Linked DNA regions of Homo sapiens: region 1 is linked to region 2. A link is a contact called in ENCODE Hi-C or POLR2A ChIA-PET data. All regions are on one chromosome and are shown on one strand. Each heading gives the region's core, a stretch centred on a gene start or an enhancer-like site at or near the end of the contact. The rest is flanking DNA. Distances are from core to core; before and after follow the strand shown.

The links. Hi-C counts contacts between places; a loop is a spot of excess contacts on that map. ChIA-PET counts read pairs that join two places held with the same protein, here RNA polymerase II (POLR2A). Pooled maps may share reads with other maps.
Region 1: a pooled map shows a loop between it and region 2 (5-fold over the local background). The contact joins the promoter of AGPAT2 here to the promoter of PAXX in region 2. A Hi-C loop is called at or near these places in 6 of 50 pooled maps. POLR2A ChIA-PET finds 5 or more read pairs at or near these places in 4 of 52 experiments (CD4-positive, alpha-beta memory T cell, HepG2, WTC11 and 1 more).

Annotation. Positions count from the first base shown.
Region 1 is chr9:136,685,523-136,690,659 of GRCh38, reverse strand. It overlaps AGPAT2 (1-acylglycerol-3-phosphate O-acyltransferase 2), which reads left to right and starts at 3,203. Exons shown (of 6, transcript NM_006412.4): 1 at 3,203-3,484. The coding sequence starts at 3,303. RefSeq lists silencers at 2,477-2,556, 3,027-3,226, 3,447-4,016 and an enhancer at 3,737-4,598.
Region 2 is chr9:136,989,247-136,994,365 of GRCh38, reverse strand. It overlaps PAXX (PAXX non-homologous end joining factor), which reads right to left and starts at 1,944. Exons shown (of 7, transcript NM_183241.3): 1 at 1,804-1,944; 2 at 1,666-1,726; 3 at 1,392-1,441; 4 at 1,123-1,313; 5 at 955-1,023; 6 at 702-786; 7 at 390-600. The coding sequence starts at 1,922. The coding sequence ends at 561. RefSeq lists an enhancer at 1,209-1,751 and silencers at 1,709-2,088, 2,099-2,388, 3,835-4,129.

The sequences.
Region 1 (5,137 bases), core at 1,954-4,453, 300 kb after region 2:
CCCCTTCCCTGGCTCTTGTCCTGGTGTCTCTCCGGGGCAGGTCTTTGGGGAGAGGCCTAGTCAGGCCCATGTGCCCCGCCAGCCCGGCAGCTGCCTCCTGTCACACACTGGGCACGGCGAGCGTCACGTCTCCACTTTACAGATGAGGAAACCGAGGCTCTGGTGCCTTGGCTAACTCAGGGTTTAGGTTTAAAGCCAGATGGACTGGTCTTCAAAGCCCGGCTGCCCTGCCCCTGCCAGTCCTTCCTGGGCCACACAGCACTGGCTTCATCTCTGCTTCCTGGAATTGGAGAGGCTTGGCTGGTCCTTCCGTCCTCACTCGCTCCCTGAGCTGTGTGGGCTCCCCGGGCCTCAGCAGCCGGTGCCAACTCAGCTCTCACTGTCACCTGGTGTCATGCGCTGTCTGGCCGGGTCCCAGCAAATGCCCAGGAGGACTCTCAGCTGTCCTTGGGTGGGTACAGCCGCACGGCCACCACCGGCCCAGCACTCCCTGCCCCTGGTAGCTGAGGGCATCTCAAGGGTCAGACAGGGCGCTGGCCATCCCTACACAACAGAACCAGGCTCCCAGTCCCTCACCACACTCTTGGGATAAACCCAGCAGAGCCCATGCCAGCCCTCCCTGGGTGAGAAGCACTCATTTTAGAGAAAATCTCTTTTCTAGGCTGGGCGCGGTGGCTCACATCTGTAATCCCAGCACTTCGGGAGGCCGAAGCGGGCAGATCACTTGAGGTCAAGAGTTTGAGACCAGCCTGGCCAACATGACAAAACCCTGTCTCTATTAAAAATACAAAAATTAGCCGGGTGTGGTGTCGGGCGCCTGTAATCCCAGCTACTCAAGAGGTTGAGGTAGGAGAATCTCTTGAACCCAGGGGGCAGAGCTTGCAGTGAGCCGAGATCACGCCACTGCACTCCAGCCTGGGTGACAGAGCGAGACTCCGTCTCAAAAAAAAAAAAAGAAGAAGAAAATCTCTTTTCTTGGCATCTCTGCCAGCCCATAAGATTCTCTGGAGCTTTACTTCTAGAAACAAATAATGTGTTAGCTTCCCAAATGTGGCATTATATTAAAATACACAGTACTTCCTCATCACTCCCCAAGTCCCTGGCCCGCCTCCTCTTGGATCTTGTCGGAGGAAAAGTGGACGTTTCTCTCAACACTTCTGCAAGGTGCAGAGAAGAGGGAGGAGGTGAAATTAGGTCTCACCCTCTTCAGGAGAGCAGTGGGCAAAACCCCACCTTGTCTGGGGAGGCAACAGGGTCACCGTGTGCTGCCCTGGCACTGTTCCTGCCAGCCCTGGCAGGAGTCTTCCGGCTCAGAGTCAGCCTCTTTTCCTCTGTCACGTCCCGGCTGTCTGGTGTTCACCCTTGAGAGCCTCAGTTTTCCCTCTGTAAAATGGGGATGCCTTTGCTACTATGGAAAGTGTGTGCTGAGCACCTGCTATGTGCCAGACATTGGCCTGAGTGCTGGTCGCACATGGTGCACAAAACAGATGAGGCCCCACGGGCTCCATTCCGGGGGGAGGAGAGGAGGGAGAGGTGTCCAACACACACACAGTCACCTAGGGGTGCAGGAAGATGGTGGCCACCCTGGAAAGGTCGGTGGGCTGGGAGGTAAAGGACAAGAAGGGGGCTGGCATGTAAAGCCCCTGGACAGGCCTGATGGTTGTGAGGACTGGATTCCACAGCCAGGGTACAACCTGCTCGGGACCTGGGTGCACAGAGCCTCCAGCTGAAGGTGCTGTGAAGCCCCACTCCTCCAGGAAGTCCACCTGGGACCCCAGCCCACACCCCCGCATCCCCCAGCTCCCGGCAGCGGCACTCCTGTCTGCAGGGTGCACCCACCTCATCTGCCCTGGAAGATGAAAACCCCGCAGCCGTCAGCAGCCACCTCTCAGCCTCTCAGAGGCACAGCAGTGCAGCTCTCAGACCTCCCGGCTGCGGGGTGTGCAGTTCCGGCTCCAAGCGTGGAAAGAGGTCAAGCCAGGCCCTCCAAGCTGATTCCAGATGAAGCCCATATGGATCTGGAAGGAGACTGGGCTGGAAAATGCTCTCCTGGGTTTCGCTGTAAGATGCCTACAGGCCTAAGGCAAAAGGATGTGTCTCCACTTTCAAGAAAAGCTGGGACCGCCTGGGCAGGGGCTGCTGAGCCCAGGCAGCGAGACCCCACGTCCTTCAGGACCGCAGTTCCCCATTCATTTGAAGAGCAGTTTCTGTATTTGTCATTCTCTCAGTACAGTTTGGGGGGTGGTTACAATGTTCAGGGAAATGTTTTAACAGCTCAACTCTGCATCTGAAAAAAGAGGGGCCGTGCTCCCCTGCTGACCCGTTAGAGCGCAGGGCGGCCAGCACTCCCGCAACTGCAGCAAACCCAAGAGTCCCTATGAGGAGGGACCCCAGGAAACTGCTTTTCAATCTCCATCTGCTCCCTGAGGTGGGACGCCGGGTGGGGGCCGGGCCAGGTGACTGCTGCCCTTGTCCCAGCTGCACCTTGCCCTGCCACGCTGGCCGTGCTGCCAAGCGGATGTGAACGCCGCCACCTGACACCCACCTCGCCTGCCCCCGGAGCGTCCCTGGTGACAAGGCTACTTCTGGCACCCAGGGTGGGGCAACCCAGCCCCGCCCAGACACACGCCCCAGTTGGCCTGCGCGCCCCCACGAGTCTCCCCGCAGGGGACCGAGAACACCCTAAGAGCCAGGCTTTCTGCCAGGTGGCCACTGGTCACTCGGGGGCGGTTCCGGCGGCCCTTTGCGTGGCCACCGGCCTGGCACGGGCGCATCCCCGCTGGTTTTACGCCCTTGGGGAGCTGTGGTTCTGCGCGCGGGAGCCTGTGGCTGCCCCGGCAGCGGGGGGAGGGGGCACCGGGCGGGGCAGGAGGCCCAGACCATGGGGGGCAGCGCCAGAGCCCGAGCCACCGGCAAGCCATGATGGGGGGGTCCCCTGGGACCGGGAGGGTGGGAGCAGAGCGCCAGAGCCTCGGTAACCTGGCAGAAGGCTGTGGGGAGGGAGCGTGGAGGGGAGGTCCGGGCCGGGTGACCCAGGGCGGGAAGGGGGGGCCGTGTCGGGGCGGGGTTGGGGACAGTGGCGGGGCGGGGCCTGGTGAGGGGACCGTGTCGGGGCGTTGTTGGGGACAGTGTCGGGGCGGGGCGCCGCACCTAGCCCTTCCCTGCCGCGCGCTCCTCCCCCACGCCGCGCCCCGCCCCGCCCAGCCCCGCCGCCCTCGCAATAAGGGGCCTGAGCGCGCGGGGGAGAAGCGGGAGCGGGAGCGGGAGCGAGCTGGCGGCGCCGTCGGGCGCCGGGCCGGGCCATGGAGCTGTGGCCGTGTCTGGCCGCGGCGCTGCTGTTGCTGCTGCTGCTGGTGCAGCTGAGCCGCGCGGCCGAGTTCTACGCCAAGGTCGCCCTGTACTGCGCGCTGTGCTTCACGGTGTCCGCCGTGGCCTCGCTCGTCTGCCTGCTGCGCCACGGCGGCCGGACGGTGGAGAACATGAGGCAAGGCCGGGGGCCGCCGGGAGGGGCCGGGGAACCGCCGCGCCGCTTCCGCTTCCCTAACTTTCTTCTGGGCTTCCCTCCTTCCTGCCCCGCCCGTCCCGCCCCGCTCCGGGGCTCCGGGGAGAGCGCGCCTGGGCCGGCGGCAGGCACAGGAGGGGGTCCCGGAGTCAGGGGGTCCCGGAGTCACGGGGTCAAGGAGCCGGCGTCACAGTGCCCAGCACCCCACCCCCCGCCCTGGCCCCGGGCGTCTACACCGGTTTCGGCCTCCGCCGCGTCCCTGCAGCCCGGCGTGGGGTTCCGGGGGTGGAGCAGCTTTCGGAGAGAAAGGGGGCCGGTCCGCGCTGGGAGAGGCTCAGCCCTGCTTCCTGAGCGGGGAAACCGAGGCCGGGGCGGCGGGGACTTGCCCCAGGGCTATTGATCAGGGCGCACGACGGCGTGGGGGCACCCCTCGGCCTCCCTCCGACCCCCTCCTGACTGTCCGCCCGGTGATGGGCGCACCTGTGGGGCGGGTTCCCCTTTCTCTCCCTTTCCTCTTCGCAGGGAGGTGGGGGACCCGGAGGGGACCTGCTTCCGTGCTGGGGAGCGCGCCCCTGGCCTACAGCTCCGGGGGCCCAGCTTCCAAGCGAAGGGAAGGAAGAGTTAGGACTAGGGTTCGGCGGGGCTGAAATTTTCCCCTGGACGCCTTCCAGAAGGTGGGAGCTTGGTTTTGCCAGGCTGGGGTTGGGGGCCAGAGGTCAGACTGGGCTGCCAAAGACGGCGGGGGCTGCCTGCTCCTGGGCGGGGTGGCTGCTGGAGAAGGCTCTTGCCTGCCCCCTCTCCCTGTTAGCCGTCCCCAGGCTGTTGCTACATTTCTCCCTGCCCTGTTTGGACTGCCCAGCCAGTGGCTTTTGCAATGGCCTGGGGTGGGGGCATTGTGGCCCCAGAGGCCCCCTTCCCCGTGGTTCCAGGGGCAGTGGGTGAGGGTTTGCTAGCTCCCTGCACTCGCTGTCCTTGCCAGCCCTGGGAGGGCACTGAGGCTGCTGGAACGGGCCTACAGTCATGGCTTCCAACGGAGCCCCAGAAGCTCCAGGAATATGAAGGAGGACCCTGGGCCTGATGGTGAGCATGGAGAGTCCGAGAAGGGCCTGCTGGCTGCTCAGCCAGACGTGTGTGACCAGTGGTGATGTGGGCCAGGTGGCCCAGGCCGGGGTCCCGGGGAGCGCACACTCCAGGGCTGGCCCAGGTGGTGACTGGCGCTGACGTCCCCAGTGGAGCACCCTTCAGCGAGGAAGGCAGTTTGCAGAAACAGGGAGTTCCTGGGGGCTGGGCTCTGGGCACCTGTGCTGGAATCTGTGAAGGCCTCACCTGTGGTTCTGGCCCTGGGATCCCCTGTAGGCAGGGGTCTCTGTGAGGGGCCCCCCTCAGCCCCTGGGGTGCTTCAGAGTAGGGGCGAGGGTGCGGCTTTCCCAGCTGAGGAGGGGCCAGTCTGTGGGTTCCTTGGGGTGCCCCCCACCCCGAGGAAATGGCTTGTGTGGTTCTGATGCCTGCAGGGCATCCTGTGCTGGGCGTGTCCTGGGGTGTGGACAGGGGACGGGGTCCTGTTCTTTTGGCAGAAATGATGGGGCACCTGACTTAGGAGACCCTGGAGCAGACCCCACTACTGAGCCAGGCCAC
Region 2 (5,119 bases), core at 695-3,194:
TCCTCAATCCTGTCCCGGGGCAGGCGCTCCCCTCCCCGCAGGGCACTTCCAGTGTCTCAGGGTCTACACGGGACTTCTGTCTGCATCCTCCCACGGGGCTCCGTGCCCTACCTGGGTGCGGCCTGGGAGGGTGGGAACAAAGTTCTAAGCCTTGGGGAGCCCTGGCCCTGCCTGGCTGGGCCCCTCTCAGCTCCTGGGCTGGCAGGGCTGGAATAGCTGGACGGTCTGAGAGTGCTCACCTCCCTCCGGCCCAGCAAGGAAGTCTCCAGGGAGCTGAGAGGCTGCAGCATCTGTTCACATCCTGTGGCCCTACACCCAGAACACAGGCCCAGGGGTGTTCCCTGATCCCTTCCCAGGCCAGTGCCAGGAGTCAGAGCCCCACCAGAGCCTCCAACCAAGGGAGCTGTTTATTTGACAGGGAAGGAATTTGAGGAGCCGTGTTAGTCCTGGCCCAGGACAGGCAGGTGGAGGTGGTGGCGGGGGGTCTCTGATGGGGGCCTCAAAGACTGCCTCTCCCCTCATAGGCGGACTCCCCGCGGGGCCACGCTTGTGCTGCACCTTCAGGTCTCATCGAAGTCCACGCCACCAGCTGGTTTCTTACTGGGAGGGAAGAGGGGTGTCACTATGGCACTATGGTGTGGAGAAAGGGGTGGGGTCCAGGATTGGACCCTGGGCGCAGGAAGGGGGCTGTGGGAGGGTACCTCTTGAACCCGGGGTTGATGAGCGACTCTCCTGGACACCGCCTCCTGACTCCAGGTCCAGGGCCACCTCTCTGGGGATCTGGGTCTGGGGGAAAACAGGACAGGGGCAGCTCCTGAACCTGGCAGCATCCCAACCACAACCTTCTCCGAATAGATAGGCATTCTCTCTGGAGCGTGAGTCTTGTTTGGGGGGAAACTGAGTTCCAGGTTAAAGAGCACAGCCCTACTTGAGTCACAGGCGGACATGCCTTACCTGGTAAGAAGAGCTGAGGCCCTGCAGGCCGGGGGCTCTTCCTCGGGCTGACAGCTGTCTCTTCTGCAGCTGGGGAGGAAAGCCCATGGGAACCCCACTCAGTGCCAGGAGTGGGGGCAAGAGCAGGGGACCCCAGTGAAGGTATGAGGTGCCCACCCCCAATCCTACCTGCCAGTCGCCGCTCCAGGCTCCACACGCGTTTTGCCAGGCCCAGTGTCAGCGCCCGCAGCCTGGGGGCTGCCTCTGGGCCTGGTACCTTGGAGAGGTCAAAGGCCAGTGCCGAGGGCCCCCCTGAAAGCGTCAGGGATGCTCTGTCCTCCTGCAGAGTCAGAGCCACAGCTTGCTGCTCACAGGCTGCCCTGGGAGAGGAGAGGTGCGGAGAGCTGTGGCAGACCCTCCTCCTCCCCACCCGTCCTTCCTCCCTGCTTGGGTCTCACCTGAACCGGGGGGTGATGTCCTCAGCCGCACTCAGGCCAAAACGGGCTTTCTAGAGAGCACAGGGGCTTGTCACGAGCTGCCTGGAACCCGAGGCCCACTGGGGGCACCCGAAACCTGCCCGACCCCAGAGCCCTAGCCAATGGGAGGACTACAGCTACAGGGCGGGCAGAGGGTGTCAGAGCCTTCTGGGGAATCCCAGATGTCTGTCGCCCCATAGACGATCTGCACTGCAAGGAGGGGTGTGGCGGCTCCCAGACCCGCCCAGTTACCCACGAGGGCCGCCAGGCTGTCCGGCGTGAAGCAGGTGCTCCAAAGCTCCGCGGCGTCGGTCACGCTGGGGGAGAAGGCCTGTCAGGCGGGGCCGCCCGCGGAGCTCCCTGCACCCCTACCTCCCCGCGGACCCCCACTCACTAGAGGTTGAAGCCGCCGCGGTCCCCCTCCCCGCTTTCCTCCCCTTCGCAGTAGCACACGAAGCGGGGCGGCTCGGGGCCCGGCGGCAGCGTGCAGAGCGGCGGCGACAGCGGATCCATGGCGCCGGGCGAGCGGGAACCCGGCGGGGCGGGGCTTGGGCGCCGGGAGGGGCGGGGCTGTGCGGGCTCAGGGCTCCTGCGCGGAAGAACGACTTCCGGAGCCGGGTGCAGGCCAGTCGCGGGCTTAGGGAGCTTGCGCGGGGCGGAGTCTGGTTGGGGGCGGGGTCTGTGTGTGGAGGCGGGGTTAGGGGCGGGGTTATGAGGGTGGGGGGATTCGGGGCGGGGCTAAAGGCACAGGCCGGGCCGCGCGGACCCGGTACCCGCGCGGGCTTCAGGCGACTAGAGGCCGAGTTTAGTGCGCGGGGCGGGCCGGAGCAGGGCGTCCTGGGTCAGGGATCCAGAGGCCCTGCCCCCAGCGCTGGCCTCGCCGGTCGTGGGCTCCACGGCGCGATCCCGGGCTCTGGCCCTCGCGCCCGCGAGCAGCCCCACTCGAACCTCGCCCCCTCCCGCCCCCGCCCCGGCTCCAAGTCCAGCCGAGTCCAGGTTCCCTCCGTGGCTCTGCGGATACATCCTGGAGCCCCGCCCTTCCATCGTCTTCACACACAAACCGGAAGCTTCCTAACTCTAATCGTAAGAAGTTACGGTTGGTCCGGCAAGGTGACTCACGCCTGTAATCCCAGCACTTTGGGAGGCCGAGGCGGGCAGATTGCCTGAGGTCAGGAGTTCGAGACCAGTCTGGCCAACATGGTGAAACCCCGTCTCTACTAAAAATACAAAAAAATTAGCCAGGTGTGGTGGCGCACGCCTGTGAGGCAGGGGAATTGCTTGAACCAGGGAGGTGGAGGTTGCAGTGAGCCGAGATCGCGCCACTGCATTCCAGCCTGGGCAACAGAGCGAGACTCTGTCTCAAACAAACAAAAAAAGAAGTCACAGTACAGAGCGATCTCCAGGGAAGAAGGCTTCTGCGCTCTCTGTCCCGCGCATGGTATTCCTCCAGCTCCTCCTACGTGCCTGTTGTCCTAGGCCTGGATATCGATCAACAGACAAGGTCTCTGACTCCCTGGAGCTTCTAGGATCCAATAGGAGAGACACCACACTCTCAGGCAGGGCCAAGCGCCAGGAGAAACTGCAGCGGGTGCTATGAGGGCAGGAGGAAGAGGATGGCTCCCACCAGGGACAGGGAGATCCCAGGCGGAGGCCTGGCCACATAAATAATGGTTCTGTTCAAGGCTCGGCAAGAAGGCCAGGTTGGCAGCATGGTGCTGTGGGGAGGGCCAGTGGGTCTGTAAGCTACGCTTCCATATCGGAGTGCTCCCACAGCAAGCCTGCCTCACCTCCTCCTGCTTCCCAGTTCACTCCCAGTCCTGGCTCCTGCCCCCTGGGCCTCTGCACATGCTGCTGTTTCTGCCTGGCACATCCTTTCCCCAGACTCACATGCTTCCTTCAGGTCTTTACTCAAAAGTCACTTTAGTGAGACCTTCCCTGGTGTTGTTCTGACATTGCAGCATGCTGCCCAGCTCTCACATCCCTCTCTCCTGTCATTTCCCTATTTTTCACACTTCTCACTGTAGAAAGTACACTTTGGCTTGCTTTATTCTGGCAGCTAGCTCCCTGTTATACCCTCCTGGGTTTAGACTTTTCTGCACTCCCCTCCCCTTGGGCTGGACTTTATTAATGACTTGCTTCTGGCAACTAGAATAGGACAAAATTGCTCTTGAATTGCTGGGTGTGACATGAGGCAGCCCTAAGGGGATGACCATGGCCAGCAAGGGAACCGGGAAGCTGACGCCCCAGCTGAGCCTTCCCATGAGACCACATCATCGGCCGGCAGCTTGACCACAGCCTCCTGAAACTTTGTGTCAAAGGCCCAGAGTCCTGCCTGGCTGACACTGGGAGATAATGCATGCCTGCTGGTTAAGCAGCTGCATTTGGGGTAACCTGTCACTCTGCAGTAAGTGACCACCAATACACTTATTTACCCTGCTTATTGTCCATCACCCCAGGAGGTCCATGAGGGCAGGGATTTCTGTCTGTTTTACCTGCCAGTGTATCCGTCTCTTCAGCGCTTACACAATGGCTGGCACATACAGACACTGAATAAACATTGTGAATGAATGAATGGGGGGTGGTGGCTGTTGGAGGTTTAAGCAGGGGTGGATGGGAAGTGGCACGTCTGACTTATGTGTGTGAAGTCCGTATTCTGTGCTGTGAGGAGAGAGGACGGGGGCTGCAGAGGAGAGGGGTGGACCATGGGCTCGGACTGGAGGTGGAGGGAGGAGGAGACAAAGAACAATCAAGGATGGCCCTGGCATTTGGGAAGAGTGGAAAGGGGAGATTCATCCCCAAGATGACTGGGGTGGGGCAGATTTGGAGAGGACTGGGGGGCCTCTTCTTTGTCATGTGAACTCTGAGATGCTGGCTGTAGCAGGCCCCAGATATCAGGCCCTAATCCCTGGGACCTGTGAATGCTATTGTCTATGGAAGATGCTGGGCACTGCATTCCAGCCTGGGCAACAGAGTGAGATCCTGTCTCCCCTTCCCCCCAAAAAAAGGAAAGAAAAGAAAGGAGTGTTTGCAGATATTCCCTTGAGATGGGGTGATTATCCTGGATTGCCCAGGGAGGCCCTCAGTGCCATCTCAAGGGCCTTTTAAAAGTGAGGCAGAGGAAGCTTTGAGACAGAAAAGAAGGCAGCATGGCATGGAGGGAGGAACTGGAGCGATGCAGCCCACAAGCCAAGGATTACAGGCTGCTATCAGAAGCCAGTGTTGTGACCAAGCGAGTTATACAGAAACGCCACACTTTGAGACAAATTAAAGAGTCCGTTATTAGCCGCGACTGAGAGGCAGCTAACGCTCAAAATTCTCTCGGCCCCGAGGAAGGGGCTAGTTTTGTTTTTATACCGTGGTCTAAATAGGGGAGGGGGGATTTTAGCTGAAGCAATTTTTACGGAAGCAGAACTGGCAAAAAGTTAAAAAAATTAATTGGTTACAAATGCAGTTACAAAAAATAAACAGTTCCAGGTGCAGAGGCTTAAACTATCACAAAGAGATAAATGCAGGGGTTTTGGGTGCCATCCACCACGCGTGTCCCCAGGAGCTGCTGGTGCAGCTTGCCTCAATGTCTTATCAGTAGGTGCATTCCTGGACGTGCTTTGAGTCAGTTTACACTAGCTATGCCTTCAGGGAGGAAGGTGAAAGGGGGCCGCAGGTGAAGAAACTAAAATGGAGTGTGTCCGGCTCTCTCTCTGCCAGGAGAG